Regions from separate parts of the Homo sapiens genome. Here region 2 is linked to region 1. Evidence: chromatin loops called from intact Hi-C (ENCODE). Cell type or tissue: mammary epithelial cell. All regions are shown on one strand.

What was found. A loop is a pair of places that touch in the nucleus more often than their neighbours do. Peaks named below come from ENCODE experiments on the same cell type or tissue, not always from the same donor. Only the 100,000 strongest peaks of a DNase experiment are listed, where the experiment ranks them.
Region 2: it touches region 1 in a loop (15-fold over the local background); 18 of 110 quality-filtered maps call a loop at or near these places.

What each region holds. Positions count from the first base shown.
Region 1 is chr3:32,944,636-32,952,635 of GRCh38, forward strand. It overlaps CCR4 (C-C motif chemokine receptor 4), which reads left to right and starts at 7,009. Exons shown (of 2, transcript NM_005508.5): 1 at 7,009-7,055. In mammary epithelial cell, CTCF peaks have their summits at 794 and 3,253 (motif pointing right); DNase peaks (open chromatin) are centred at 676 and 3,276.
Region 2 is chr3:33,788,783-33,796,782 of GRCh38, forward strand. PDCD6IP-DT (PDCD6IP divergent transcript) reads right to left here. Exons shown (of 2, transcript NR_183731.1): 2 at 4,862-8,000. Among named protein-coding and RNA genes, the nearest start is that of PDCD6IP-DT, 5.7 kb to the right of the region's middle. RefSeq lists an enhancer at 467-1,364. In mammary epithelial cell, no CTCF peak of the experiment used is centred here; DNase peaks (open chromatin) are centred at 1,519 and 3,089; H3K27ac peaks cover 2,533 bases.

The sequences.
Region 1 (8,000 bases):
GCCATGTTGGCCAGGCTGGTCTCAAACTCCTGACCTCAAGTGATCTGCCCGCCTCAGCCTCCCAAAGTGCTGGGATTACAGGCTCAAGCCACCGCGCCCGGCAATCAGAGTTTAGTGTGTTATTTTTTGTATTTCTGGGGGAAAAATATGCATGAGATCAGAATTTTACAGAAATTCCCCCTTATTGCTTTCCTCAGTTTCAGGTAGATGAGGTCAACTATGGTCCAAAAATATTAAATTGAAAATTCCAGGCGGGGTGCATGGCTCACGCCTGTTATCTCAGCACTTTGGGAGGCCAAGGCGGGCGGATCACCTGAGGTCAGGAGTTTGAGACCAGCCTGAGCAACATGGTGAGACCCCGTCTCTACTAAAAAATACAAAAATTAACTGGGCATGGTGGCGGGCGCCTGTAATCCCAGTTACTAAGGAGGCTGAGGCAGGAGAATCCCTTGAACCCGGGAGGCAGAGGTTTCACTGAGCCGAGATCGTGCCATTGCACTCCCGCCTGGGTAACAGAGCAAGACTCTGTCTCAAAAAAAAAGAAAAGAAAAGAAAATTCCAGAAATAAACAATTCTTTAAGTTTTAAGTAGCATGCCATTCTGAGTAGCATGTTGGAATCTTAGTCATCCCACAGGAGATGTGAATCATCCCTTTGTCCGGCATATCCATACTGCATATGTTACCTGCCCATTAATCATGGAGTAGTCATCTGAGTTACCTGATGAAAAAATATAGTACTATACATAGGGTTTGGCACTATCTGTGGTTTCAGGTGCCCACTAGGGGTCTTGGAACGTATCTCCCAAGGATAAGGGAGGATTACTATATGTACCTTGAATGTTTGATGGAATTTGCCTGTAAAATCATCTTCTGTTAGTTTGATTTTGTGCAATGCATTTAAACTACTGATAAGTGGTTTCTTTCCTTTTCTTTTCTTTTCTTTTTTTTTTTTTTCTGACCCAGGGTCTCACTTTGTCACCCAGGATGGAGTGCAGTGGCAAGATCTCCGCTCACTGCAACCTCCGCCTCCCAGGTTCAAGCGATTCTCTTGCCTCAGCCTCTTGAGTAGCTGGGATTACAGGTGCCTGCGACCATGCGCAGCTAAGTTTTGTATTTTTAGTAGAGACGGGGTTTCGCCATGTGGGTCAGGCTTGCTTTGAACTCCTGACCTCAGGTGATCCAGCAGCCTTGGCTTCCCAAAGTGGTGGGATTACAGGCGTGAGCCACCGCGCCCGGCCTAGTTTTTGTTTCTAATCGCTAGTCTGTATTTGCAGTTTTAAGTTTCCTTTTTTCTCTCTTCTGCTTCTTTGCCTATCTTCCTAGAGGTATGCCAATTACATTAGTGTTTCCAAATACTTTAGTGGGCTTATTTTACTTTTGATTTCTGTTCTTATATGTGTCATTTTTTTTTTCATTTTCTTTTCTTTTCTTTTTATTTTTTGAGATGGAGTTTCGCTCTTGTTGCCCAGGCTGGAGTGCAATGGCGTGATCTTGGCTCACCGCAACCTCTGCCTCCTGGCTTAAAGTGATTCTCCTCCCTCAGCCTCCTGAGTGGCTGAGATTACAGGCATGCGCCACCATGCCTGGCTAATTTTGTATTTTTAGTAGAGACGGGGTTTCTCTATGTTGGTCAGGCTGGTCTCAAACTCCCGACCTCAGGTGATCTGCCTGCCTCAGACTCCCAAAGTGCTGGGATTACAGGCGTGAGCCACTGTGCCCGGACTGTTTTCTTTTCTTTTTTTTTCTTTTTTTTTAAGAGATGGAATCTCGCTATGTTACCCCGGAACTCTTGGCCTCAAGCGATCCTCCCATGCCTCAGTCTCCTGAGTAGCTGGAATTACAGTATGAGCCACCACGCCCAGCTGCTCTTACATTTATTGTTTTCTTCCTTACACCTCCTTTGAATTTATTCTGCTCTTCTTTTTCCTACTGCTTCCTTTTCTTTCTTTCTTTTTTTTTTAAACTTATTTATTATTTTTTTCTTTGGAAATTTTCTAGAAAATTACTGATTCTTTTTCTAGTTAAACAAGTCATTAATTTTTAGTCTTTCTTCTCTTAAACATAAACATTTAAACATTCTCTTAATTATAAACATTTAAGGCCAGGCATGGTGGCTCACGCCTGTAATCCCAGCATTTTGGGAGGCCGAGGGGAGTGGATCACTTGAGGTCAGGAGTTTGAGACCAGCCTGACCAACATGTTGAAACCCTGTGTCTACTAAAAATACAAAAATTAGCAGGGCATGGTGTTGCTGGCCTGTAGTCCCAGCTACTCTGGAGGCTGAGACAGGAGAATCACTTGAACCCAGGAGGTGGAGGTTGCAGTGAGCCGAGATGGTGCCACTGCACTCTAGCCTGGGTGACAGAGCAAGACTCCGTCTCAAAGCAAGCAAGCAAACAAACCAAAAAAACCATTTAAAGTCTTAATTTTTCTATGGCCCAATTTAGCTACCCACCACAACATTGATGAGTGATATTTTATTTTTATTCACTTATATGTGTTTTCTGTTTTCCATTGTTGTATCTTCTTTGACATTCAGGTCACATGAAAATGTGTTGTCTAATTTCCAAATGTGTAGGAATTTTTAGTTATCTTTTAAAAAATTAACTAGTAATTTAGTTGTTTGCAGTCTTCTATTTCCTTACCAAAGTTTTGTCTGTTTATTCGGACCTCCTCTGTAATATAGTTGTTGTTGGTTTTTAAATGCTGTCTTGAACCAGTTTTAAGGCGCTGGCTAAAGGCCAGTCAGTTCCCCTTTTTGAACAGCTAAGTTCACACCCCAATCACTTCTCTTATCAGACCCTCATACTCAGGGGCCACTATGCATTAGCCCTAATTGCCCTGAGGCCAGGTACCAGGCACTAGGGACAGCCCCTTTGCTCTGAACACACAAAATTATTCAAAATAGCCAATGGGCAGAAAGCCCTTGAAACCTAAGTAACCTCACATGCTTGCCACACATAAACTGCTAAGTAACCTCACATGCTTGCCATACATTAACTGCCCCTACAGCTCCGGCTCATTGTTACCTTGTCCCTGTTACTCCTGGTGTGGCCCTGCCTGGCAGGCTTCTCATTTTGAGCTGTAAATAACAGGTTTGAAGGCCTAATCACCGTAGCTCTGCAGCTGAGTCCTGTGGTGCTCCTCTTGAAGGCACAATTTCAGATATGCTGGTCCCTGTGGGTTGGTATGGTGCCAGAGCCTGGGCAATGTACCTTGATGACTTTGACCTTGAAATAAGGCTTGATGCACCAGGGGGCGCTGTAGTCTCATGTTCCAGCTTTCCTTCGTGTTGGAAGCATGCGCTGTACTGTGTACCAACATGGTTTGGGGTAGGCTTTGCAGAGTCTTTTGTTGGCCTGCTCCTTTCTGCTTAGGTTTCAGAAACGAAGCCTAATGGAACATGTGTCCATGTAAATGTCAGGAGTGTGAGTGTAGCCCTGACAGTGTTCCTCACTGGCTGGGTTGCCTTGAGCATACCACCTCCCGTCTCTGGGTTCCTACTTCTCCATCTATGAAATGGGCATTAATAAAACAATGATTCTGGCTGGGAGTGGTGACTCATGCCTGTAACCTCAGCACTTTGGGAGGCCGAGGCGGGTGGACATCTGAGGTCAGGAGTTCGAGACCCGCCTGAACAAAATGGTGAAACCCCATCTCTACTAAAAATACAAAAAAATTAGCCAGGTGTGGTGGCAGGCGCCTGTAATCCCAGCTACTTGGGAGGCTGAGGCAGGAGAATCCCTTGAACTGGGGAGGTGGATGTTGCAGTGAGGCAAGGTTGTGCCACTGCACTCCAGGCTGGGCAACAAAAGCGAAACTCCGTCTTGGGGGGAGAAAAAGACTCTTTTTTGGGGGCTGAGGTCCTTTTTTTTGGATGTTTAATTTTGAAACCCTTACTGAAGGGACACCTACTTAGTGTTTCTCCAGGACAGTAATGTTGTTACTTTGCCAACCTGAAGACTGACTGTCCCCAGGGCAGTAACCTCTGCAACTTGGAAACCTGAAACCTGTTTTTTACCTGAACCCTGACTTGGAAATTGAATGTGGCCCAAAAAGTCTAAATCCAAATATTTCCTGGGATCCCAGCAATGGCCAAGGGCATGCTCTGGGCTAGGCTATTTCAAGAGAGGAAGCTATTCCTGTGTATAGTATTTATCCTACTCATTTCTAATCACTGCTGCTGCGTTGTTGAACACCTGTATATACCAGCCACTATGCTAAGTGCTTTACAAATATTAGCTCATTTAGTTCCCTCACAGTCCTCAAGTATTATCATCCCTTTTTACAGATAAGAAAATTTAGGTTTACACAGCTAGTAAGTGGTGATACTGAGATCCAAACTCAGACTCAAAGCAAGTCCTCTCGACCAATGGGGCCACTAGAGCTCACACTCTGCCTCACTCATGGGACCAGGATGCATGTCTCATGGCCAGGTTCACTCAAGGGAGGACTAACTGGCTCTCCAGGGATCATCTATAGACCCATATGGATCAATGCTCATTTATGATGATTTGGACCTCTAGATAGCGTATGTTCTAGAACCTTAACACTGCCCCCACCCAGGGCAGAACCCATGGAGATGTAGGCGTTGTGCTCAGATGAACTTGCCCAGGTCCCTGCCGCGGCACGTGCTTTCCTGCCCTTCACACTTCGCCCCCGGCCAGCTCTCTAACTTGTACCTCAAAGTCTATAATTTAATGGCAGAAACTTCTTCAGGCCCCATGTTTCTGGAAATATGTTCATTTTATAAATTACTCTGTATAATGGGCATAGATTAGCTGGTCAAATACACGTGGGACATTTTCATTGCAAATCCTCCTTCCAGAGGCTCAGGATGATATCAGCATTGGAAGGCCCCCAGGAAGCATTGCAGGATGGAACTGTGTTTAACCTGAACCCAAGCCCAGCATTCCCTAGACCTACCTGACCACACATCCCCATTTCTCTTTTGCAGGCTATCCATGAATCTGGTTCCACAGTTTATACTCTGGGGAACATTGCTCTAGCTCATTGCTCTAGCTCAGGATTTCTCAACCTCAGCACCATTGATCTTCTTGGTCAGACAACTCTTTGCTGTGGTGGGCTGTCCTGTGCATTGTAGGACTTTAGCAGCATTCCTGGACTCTACCCATTAGAAACCAGTAGCAGGCTGGGTGCGGTGGCTCATGCCTATAATCCCAGCACTTTGGGAGGCTGAGGCAGGCAGATCACCTGAGGTCAGGAGTTCAAGACCATCCTGGCCAACATGGTGAAACCCCGTCTCTACTGAAATACAAAAAATTAGCCGGACATGGTGGCGCGTGCCTGTAGTCCCAGCTACTTGGGAGGCTGAGGCAGGGGAGTTGCTTGAACCCGGGAGGCGGAGGTTGCAGTGAGCTGAGATCATGCCACTGCACTCCAGCCTGGTGACAGAGCAAGACTCCTTCTCAAAAAAAAAAAAAAAAAGCCAGTAGTAACTCCCTCCCACCCCAAGCTAAAATGTCTCCAGATATTGCTGTATGCCTCAAGGAGGCAAGGAGCCTGAGTTGAGTGCCTCTACTCTCTACTCTAACTCGTGCATTCTCAGTAGAGGCAATATTGCCCCCAAGATAAAACTTGGCTCTTGGAGGGAGAAAAATTTCATACTCATTTTATGTATAAAGCACAGATATACATACACTGTATAAATAGATATATGGTATGTTTGTAGCATTAAAATTTTATGAGGGAGTGTTAGGAAAAAAAGTCTCAAAAGACTCCTTGGGGCAAGTGATAATGAAAAAAAAGAAGGGGTTCCCTAACACCATTCTAGCTCAGTGTTTTAATTTCTATTTATGCCAATTCCTTAGAAAGAATGATCTTTATGGCTCTTTTAAGCTGAATCAAAGAGCTAAGCAACAGTTGAAACACAGGGAAAGCATCTGGAAGTTGCCAAAAAGCTGAGGCTATGAGAGACTTAGGGCTCATGTCAGCCCCTCGCTTATGACTGCTACCCACATCCAAAGTGAAGATCAAGACCTCAGCCAAGACCACTGCCAATGAAGCTCCGCAATCCCCAAGCAGAAGGCGCTTGGGTGAGGGGTCTTCCTGACTCAAAAGGACTTGAAGCTATGTTGCCAGGCCACTTCACACTGGTTTGAGGCCATGTCAACTATTGAATCAAAGAATGTGGTTGGCTGATGCCTTCCAAGTCACTCACAGACACATACATTTGGACAAATTTTTCTCTTCTCTCTTCTTGAATATCCTTTTTCTTGACTATCTCTGGCCTTCCTTCTCACCCTGGCCTCTCAGATCCCAGTTGTCAGGAGAACATTGCACATCTTGATTGCTGGCCCCTGCATATCCATGATGAGAAACTAGCAAACAGGTTGCTGATCCAAAATGTAGAGATCATTGCTACCGCATATGGCCAGTTAAATGGAATTTTTTTTTTTAAACTAAAAAGCGAAAAAGGAGTGGCTGATTCCTGTAATCCCAGTGCTTTAGGAAGCTGAGGTGGGAGGATTGCTTGAGGCCAGTAGTTCAAGATGAGCCTGGGCAATATAGCAAGACCCCTATCTCCCCAAAAATTAAAATTAGTCAGTCATGGTGGCTTGCACCTCTAGTCTCAGCTACTTGGGAGACTAAGGCAGGAGGATCACTTGAGCCCAGGAGTTCAAGGTTACGGTGAGCTATGATTGCACCACTGAACACCAGTCTGGGTGACAGAGTGAGACCCTGTTTCTTTAAAAAAATCTCTTTTTTAAAAACCAACAAATACATTTTTGTATTTTTAAAAAAACTAAAAATCTTTTTTAAAAAGAAAATGACTTCATTTTTTTTCTTAATCTTTTTTTGGCACATCTTCTTGGCCTTCGGTCTTGGGAAATGACTAAGAATCATTTTCTGCTTCCTACTTCTATCAAAAAACCCCACTTGAACTTAGTACAGTTGGGTGAGGGAGATAACTCGTGCTCACAGGAAGCCACGCACCCTTGAAAGGCACCGGGTCCTTCTTAGCATCGTGCTTCCTGAGCAAGCCTGGCATTGCCTCACAGACCTTCCTCAGAGCCGCTTTCAGAAAAGCAAGGTAAGCAGGGACGGGGACATTCCCAGGGTCTTGGGTCGCACACTGCTTTCTGGACCTGGCTGAGATGCTCAGGCCCCTCACGAGTCTAGGGCTTACACTTGGCACCTACCTTGCAGCCCACACACCTTCTACCTGTCCCCACACCCTCTGAGCCCTCATCTGATGGGCACTAATTTATGCAGGACTCTCTTCCTGCACACATCTGGCCTGAGTCCACATGCCCCAAATAAATAGATCATTTTCATAAAAAATATACACTTGTCTGCTTCTTGCTTCTAGCAAGACTCCCAGGCAAGAAATACCACACACGCAAGGCCTACAGAATAATTCCAGACACTTACCAGCTGTGTCTCCTGGCTTTTTGTTCTCCTGATAATTTCCTAACTCCTCAGCCTTGTTTATGCCTTTCATTTTCACTGGTAAAATGGTGGAGAAAGACTAGAATTGTTAGTCATTCAACAAACTTTTTTGGAGACTCTGTGATGTAACAGGTGTTCAGTATCTATTTGCATGAGTAAACCAAAATCTTTTTTCTTTCTTTTTTTCTTTTTCTTTTCTTTCCTTTTTATTTTTTATTTTTTTTGAGACAGGATTTCACTCTGCTGCCCAGGTTGAAGTGCAATGGTGCCATCATAGCTCACTGCGCCTTGAACTCCTGGGCTCAAGGGATCCTCCTGCCTCAGCCTCCTGAGTAGCTGGTACTATCAGCACGTACCACCACACCCAGCTAACTTTTAAAACAATTTTTTGTAGAGACAGGGTCTCCTTATGTTGCTCACGCTGGCATGGAGCTCCTTGGCTCAAGTGATCCTCCCTCCTCGGCCTCCCGACGTGCTGGGATTATAGGCGTGGGCCACTGCACACCTGGCTTCAAAAGCCCTTTCTTGAGAAACACAGTTTGGGCATTGGGTGTGTGGTGGTGGGGGTGTGGGGAGAGATCGAATG
Region 2 (8,000 bases), 840 kb after region 1:
TGAAATCTGGTGACATGAAGATGCAATCACCATGCAGAAACCCTCCTGGCAAGAGTGGCAGTACTAGCTCCAGAAGCAGCAGTTGCAGAAGTTCAGGTGAAAGTCCCTAGGGACCAGCACCCTTGCCAGTGGGGTATTTGTGCTCATTGGGAGCAATGGTGGTGTTTTCTTTGGAGCAGTTCTACAATAGGATAAATTGTTGTGTGGCCCTGAAGCCGGATTCTCTGGTCTTCCAGAGAGTCTATGAACTCATTGATATCCTTTAATAAATTTGCTTTCTGCTTAAATTATCCACAGTTCATTTCTATTGTGTGCAAGAACCCTAATACACAGAGATACTTTTTTTCAGCCACATCTAGAGAGTGGGGTAACTTTCAGAAATTCCCTCAAAAGAGCTAAGAAGCTTCCTTCTCTGTTATCTCTGGCAAACCTCTTTTTACATCTCTATAGTCAGAATTGGGTCATTTTTTTTTTTTCTGTACTACTGGGGCTTGAGGACGGGATTATGATAATGATCTAAGGCCTGAGCCACATTCTTATCCCTTAAGGCTTAAGACAAAGAACAAAGAGGGAGAGGCGAGGACACCCAGGGTGAGATCAGGAGGATACTAACTTCAGAGAGGGGTGAATGGGTGAAAGTATATTGGAGGTAGAAGAACCACAATGCCTACCAGACAGAGCAACTTACATCAAACCCTTTGAACTTCCAAGCTTGCTCCTCACATGTGTGAAGAAGTCTGCATAAACCACTATATTATGTTGCTGTTTGTCACCACCTGGAACATCTGGACAGAGTCCCCAGGATAGGATACAACTTCCTTTCCATGGGGCCAGTCACATTCTTTGCTGTCTTGTTCCTTCATTCTGCCTTTAATGAGGGTGGGGTCAATAAAGAAAATGGCAGTAAATTTCTCTTTAGTTTAATGGAAAATTCCTCTGGAAGTTCACCCCTCATTGATGTACTCCACTTCCTTATTTTTCTCCCCTATTCTTAGGAGCCAATATCTCTGCAACAATGCTTCCTTCTTCTCACCTTTCAAAGCAAGACTTTATTCATTCTCTGAACAACCCACCCCTTCCAAATAGATCAGACTATACCCCTAGCGGTATATTTCTCAAAATTTGGAGCCTGTTCTGAGTAATATGCTTTTCAAGCGAATTTTACCCTTAGTACTAGTGACATTTAGGGCTGGATAATATTTTTGCTATGAGAGACTGTCCTGTGCATTGTAGAATGTTTAGAAGCATCTCTAGCTTCTATCCACTAGAGGCTAGTAGCATCCTCTCCCACCAAGTTGTGACAACCAAAAATGACCACTGGAGAGCAAAATTACCCATTTAATAACAAGTAAGCTAGAATAATACTCTGGGGGAGACTGTGCTGGGTGAGAGTAGAGGAGTTCTCTTATATTCCAAGTTAGGGTGGAGAACGTGGGGAACTTTATCCAGGTTTCACCAAAAAGTAAAGGACAGGTGAAGGAACTCACTTCTCTTGTGAGTCATCAATGAACTTCTTTGCTCTCCTGACTGTGCTGCAGGGGACTGCTGAATCACCATCTCCCAAGGACAAATATTAATTTTCATAGAGTACAGCCTAACCACAAGGTAGAAGATACATATTTTCCCATCTGTCCTTCTGTCCTGTAATTTTACAAGGCCATCTCTCTCTTTCTCTCTTTTTTATGAGACGGAGTCTCGCTTTGTCACCCAGGCAGTAGTGCACAATCTCAGCTCACTGCAACCTCTGCCTCCCGGGTTCAAGTGATTCTCCTGCCCCAGCCTCCTCGGTAGCTGGGATTACAGGCGCCTGCCATCACGCCCGGCTAATTTTTTTGTATTTTTATTAGAATTGGGTTTTCACCATGTTGGCCAGGCTGGTTTCAAACTCCTGACTTCAAGAGATCTGCCCTCCTCGGCCTCCCAAAGTGTTGGGATTACAGGTGTGAGCCACCACGCCTGGCCATGGCCACATCTCTTATAATGAGGTATGACAAATTATTATTCAGCACAGACTTAATCCACCTATCTTGCTTCCAAATGTATCTTCTTTGGATCATCCCTGAGTAACACTTTTTAAAATTCCCTTAGCTACTCACAGAGTTGGCCAAAGATAAGAAATTATTACTTGGAAATGTAATCCCATAGTTTCTTTTTTATGATGGTGGTTGCTGTGTTACTTGGTACACAGATATTTTGGGTTAGCTGATACAAAAGTTTGATATTTCAAACTCTTATCTTTATTGTGGCTTTTAGCTACATTTTTTTTTCTGGATAATTTTAGCCTTTAGCATTATGAAATGTCCTTAATTACATTTAAGCCTTTTTGGTCTGAATTGTCTGATATCAAAAGAACGACCCTGCACTCCTATTGTTTCCATTTGTCTGGTGTTTTAGTTAGTTCAAGCTGTTATAGATTGGGTGGCTTCAACAACATTTATTTCTTACGGTTATGGAGGATGTGAAGTCTAAGAGCAGGGTACCAGCATGATTGGGTTTTGGTGAGTGCCCTCTTACTGCTTTGCATATAGACACCTTTTTACTGTATCCTCACATAGCAGAGTGAGAGAGGAAGCAAGTGCTGTTGCGTCTCTTCTTAGAAGGGCACTAATCCTATTCATGAGGGCTCTGTGCTCACAATCTAATTACCTTCCAAAGGTCCCACCTCCAAATACCATCGCATTTGGAACTGAATTTCAAGAAGTGACTGTTGGGGGTACACATTCAGTCCACAGCACCTAGTATGTCTGTCTATTCCTTTCTATTTAGCCTTTCTGAATCATTTTGTTTTAGGTATGTTGCTTGCATGTACCATAATGATAGTGTATCAGTTAGCTTCTGTTGCATAACAAACCATGCCAAAACTTAAAAACCAGCCATTTATTTAGCTCATAATTCTGTAGGTTGGCTTAACAGTTCTGGTCTAGATTGGCTCAGTTGATCTCTCAGGTGCTTGCTTCTGTGTCTGAGGTCATCTAGGGTGTTGCCTGGTTGTTGGATGATCTAAGATAGCCTTGTTCATATGTCTGACAATTAGCAGACTGTTGGTTAGGGCTAGGAGAGTGACTCAACCACGTCTCTCATAATCCAGCAGGCAAGACGGTACACATGGAGGTCACGGGGTTGCAAGTGCAGTAAGAGAGGACAAACCCTGATGACTGAAGTGTCTGCTTGCATCACAACTGCTAATGCCCCATTGGCCAAAGCAGCTCACATCAACGACCTAGACTTAAAGGGTGCAGAAAAAGACTCCACTTCCTGGTGGGAAGATCTGCAATGTCACACTGCAAAATCATGATAAAGGGAGAGGAAGAGTTTGTGGCCAATTTTATAATCTATCACATTGGGTTTTCTTTTGTGAGTCATTTTAAAAGTCTTTTTCTTTACTTCCTTTTTTCTTTACCTCCTTCTGCTATTCGATTTTTTAACTTTAAGTGACATTCATTGATATCATTTAAATATCTTTTGACTCCCATCAATTGCCTATTTACCAATAAATTTACTTATTTTACTTTTCCTTTCTGATGACTGCAACTTACTATGAAATGGATCCAAAAAGCAAGGTAGATTTATGGGTGGATAGAGGGAAGATTAGATGGACAAATGTGAGATAAAGCATGCATAGTAAAATGTTAATGTTAGAATCTAGGTGGTGGGTAGGTGAGTGTTTATTGCAAAACTCTATGCTGTGGCTGAAATTTTAAAAATGAATTGTGAAGTTGAGGCAGGAGAATCCCTGGAGTCCAGGAGTTTGAGACCAGCCTCGGCAACATAGGGATATTCCGTCTTTACAAAAAATAAACAAATAAATTAGCCGGGCATGGTAGTGTGCACCTGTAGTCCTAGCTACTTGGGAGGCTGAGGTAGGATAATTGCTTGAGCCTGGGCCTGGAAGGTTGAGGGTGTAGTGAGCCATGACTGCACCACTGCACTCCAGCCTGGGCAAAAGAGCCAGACCCTGTCTCAAAAAAACAAAACAAAAAAACAAAGAAAAGAAGAGAAAAGAAAAGAAAAGAAAATATTGGAAGAAAAAGAACACAGGAGCCAGCTTGAGGGTGTTCATATCAGTCAAATCTTGGACAATCTGAGCGTCAAAATAAATAATAATAACAGATTATAATCTACCAAATTAAATAAAAATCTATGGGTCCATGCTGGTATAAACATATAAATGAATAAATAAGGGAGAAAAGAAAATTCTTCTTTCTAGAATAATGTCAGCTAATAGATATAGGCAGAATAATGGATAAGAAAATTACCATTTTGCAATCATCACAGAAATATTAGATTCATGGAAGAATCATCGAAGTATGCTAAAACTAGTGGAAGAAAGTTTAATGTGGAACAGTATGTTTAATAGCCTCGAATTATATTCCCACAAATTAGTTGTTAATTACAAAGGGAAAAGAATAATTTTTCCAACGAGAACCCTGGTGGTTTTTATTCTATCTAATCCCTTCAACCTTTTTTTTCCCTCTATTGGATCTTCCTCCTGCGCCCCTCCACCCTCTCCTTATTCTGGGCTAGTTGTACTTTCTGCTTGCTGCAGAGCTGCCATTTTAGGACTTTCCTTAACTGCTTTCCTAGACCTCCTCCTATGAACTGTTTGCTGAACTACCTTATATAAGGGTGGATTAAAGACCTCTGTAAATATATACAATAGATTAATAGATTGGTCATAGAATTCTCTTGAACTACATTTTGTTTGGCACACAGTATAAGCTCAAAAAATATCTGCTGAATAACTTAGTCTGGTCATCCAAGTATTACCAAAACTTTGTACCATGAAGCTTGTAGGATTTGGTTTTCATTTAATGTATGGTTATAAATATTAAATAAGTGAAGACAAATGAAATTACATACATTTTGTATATATGCTTACTTTTTCTTTTTAAAAATTTATTTATCTTATTACAGTGTTCCACACGTTCAGAGAAACTTCTCTATTAACGAACTACAGACATGATATCTGAAAGTAATCTTTATGCATAGTTTTCTTCTAAGAAACTCAAATGTGTTTTATATGAAGAACCACTAATAACCATTTACTTACTACTCTCTGCTACTAAGTCTTGAACAGAGAGCTAATGTATGCCTAAGGGAAAACCGATTAAAGAAACGTTCTTATATAGCTTCAAAAACGAATTAACAACGATAGTCAGGGTGAAAGGGGAAGGTGCTCCTCTTTAACTTGAAGTGCTTAAACAAATATTGGATTTTAGTGAAAACAGGAGTCTTGAAATGTATCCTTAATGTCCAGATACTCACAAGATAACTTTCAATTATCCAGAATTATTTTTTACTCTATAGAGCAATTCTTCCAAAATAGTGCATAGATTTATTCTCAGAAGTTATCTTATTCAAGTAAAGTGACTCTCATCCAAGAGAGACACTGGTAGCAAAGGGCAGTAGTTAGTTAAATAGCAGTGAAACTGATATTAGAGAACTGCCAACTGATGGAAATTTAATCAGCAGTATATGGAATTGGAATGGGCTTATACAGGGAGTAATTCTGAATATAAGGTGTTCAGCAGTTTTCGTTTCTTTAAAATTTTTTGTACAAAGTGGAAAAAACTTACACACCCATATTTGAAAAATGGGTAATTTTTCTTTCATTCATTATTATTTTTTAAAGTTAAATAAATTAAGGAGACAAATAGTTCTCTATCGCATGTTGTAAAAAATCCAGGGCCCCTGTCCCTTACCATTGCCTTTTTTCCATTCCTTACATGAAGTGTGTCTTCCCAGGTGACACGGGAGCCATCCTTGATGTTTTTTGTTTCATCAAGTCTATTTGGGTGTTCCTATTCTATGCTTCCTCCCCTCTAGATTCCCGCCTCTACCTCATACTCTAGGTTTATCCTGAGTGTGGAGTAGGGAAGTGTGAATACCACATTTACATTTTCCTTTTGTTCTTCACCTTTTCTCTCTTAGACTGTTCCGCTCAGCACCAAAAGGACTTTCTTTCTTGCACTGCAGGAACTTCCCTTACATCAAATCCTTATACTGTTTACTCTCATTTATTGTAAAAATACTACAGTCTTCTGAATCTGACTTCTGTAAGCCTCTTTTCTCCTTAATAACAAAGACTCCTCCAAAAATCATAAGTGCTTACTTTCAGGCTATCGTCTCCATGTGGACTTGAAACACACTATTTTGAAACTCAAAGCTGCCTTCAGCAGGGTTCTCTCCATTCGAAGAGGCAACTATTTCCACTGGTTCAATCAGTGGGGTTAATGATAGGCCCAGAACCAGGAATTTTCAAGAAGGAAAGTCCACTGACTTAATATTCTCCAAATGTACTCGTTATGCTGAGAATACACACTAAGAACATATGGCATTTCATTACATAAATGAAAAACATCATCATAAGCAAGTTTGGAAGCAGTGAAACACACCCTTGGAAGGCATTATAAATGCTCCCTAATATCTGATTCTCCCTTCCCAGTCCCATTGCAGTTTGGTGGAGCCATGTGAAAGGTTCTAGCTAGTGAAATGCAAGTGGAAGTAGGAGGGCTGAGGTAGTGACAAGCTGCTGCATGATGCTACAGATTTCCTCTTCTGCAGTGAAAGTGGAATCTCATGTTGGGATGGCAGAGTTACAAGATCAAAGTGGTCTGGATTGCTCAGACACTGGTTGGAGGACAACTCTAAGCCTGTTCCATATTAGACTTTGTGTGAGCAAAGAACAAATGTTTATTAGTATCTTTGAGTTTAAAATTGAAACTGAGATTTTGAAATTGTTTATTGTCAGAACATAAGCTAGCCAATCTTGACTAATATACCATAATTCTTTGCTTATTGGCCTATTGCCTAATTAGCTGGAGTGCTTGTTGTTGGTGAAAGTGTGTTATTTTGGAAGTAGAGAATATATTTTATATATATATATTTTTTTTTTTTACAAGGGTGAAACTTATTTAATGATATTTATTGAATGCCTGCTATACCAAGTGCTAGAGATGCATCAGTATACAAAACACACAATTTTTGCCCTCATGGAGCTTACATTTTAGTGGGGAAGTCAGATAAAAATTATATCAACAAACAAAATACTTGCAAGTTAGGGTAAGTGTTATGAAGGAACTAATGGCTGCGCTAGAGGTTAACAAGGGAGGGAATCTACTTTAGATAGTATGATGATGAGGAGAGGAGACCTTTCAACTGAGATATGAAGAAAGGGAGAAAACATTCTAGGTCACATGAGGCAAGAAAGATCTTGGTGTGTTTGAGAAACTAAAAAGACCATTGTGACTCAGTGGTAACAAATGAGGAACAAGAGGCAAAATATGAAGTTGCAGAGAAAGATCATCATGTTGTGGCAGGGAGTTTGGTTTTCATTCCAAGCCATCAGATAGTATCACCTTAATCTTCCTTTGGTCAATGCCACAAAACTAACCACATCTATGTTAACTTTCTTTTCTCCGCCATCTGCCTCAACAAATGTCATGTCCCTCATCTTTCTGATGGCTAATCACTCCCTTTGTATCCTCCCTCCTCTGGTTACCCTTTCTCCTCTTTTCATATACTTTGCTTCTTCGTTATCTTCCCAATGGGTCAGTCCTGTCAACCAACCTACAAGACACCACCCATCCCCCACCCTCTTCCATGGGTTATCAACTGGTAATGATTCTACTAACCACTCAGATGTTCAGGCCCCAAAACCAGGACCTATCTTGACCACTCTCTTTTCTTTACTTTCCTATGCAGTTCATTGGTAAATTCTTCAGTTTTAAACTCAAAGATATTATCAGTTTGGTTCACTCTTGCTAATGTTAGCTTTCCTGATTTCGTCTTGATTTCTGAAATGGTCTCATGATTTGCCTCCTTGCCTCCATTCTTTCCTTCCTCTAATTTTTTCTTTATGCATCAGCCAAGGGTGGCTACTTATTTTAACATAGAATAGCTTAATTAAAATAAACAAAAATTTTTATAAATTGTGGTAAAATAGGCCGGGTGCAGTGGCTCACGCCTGTAATCCCAGCACTTTGGGAGGCTAAAGCGGG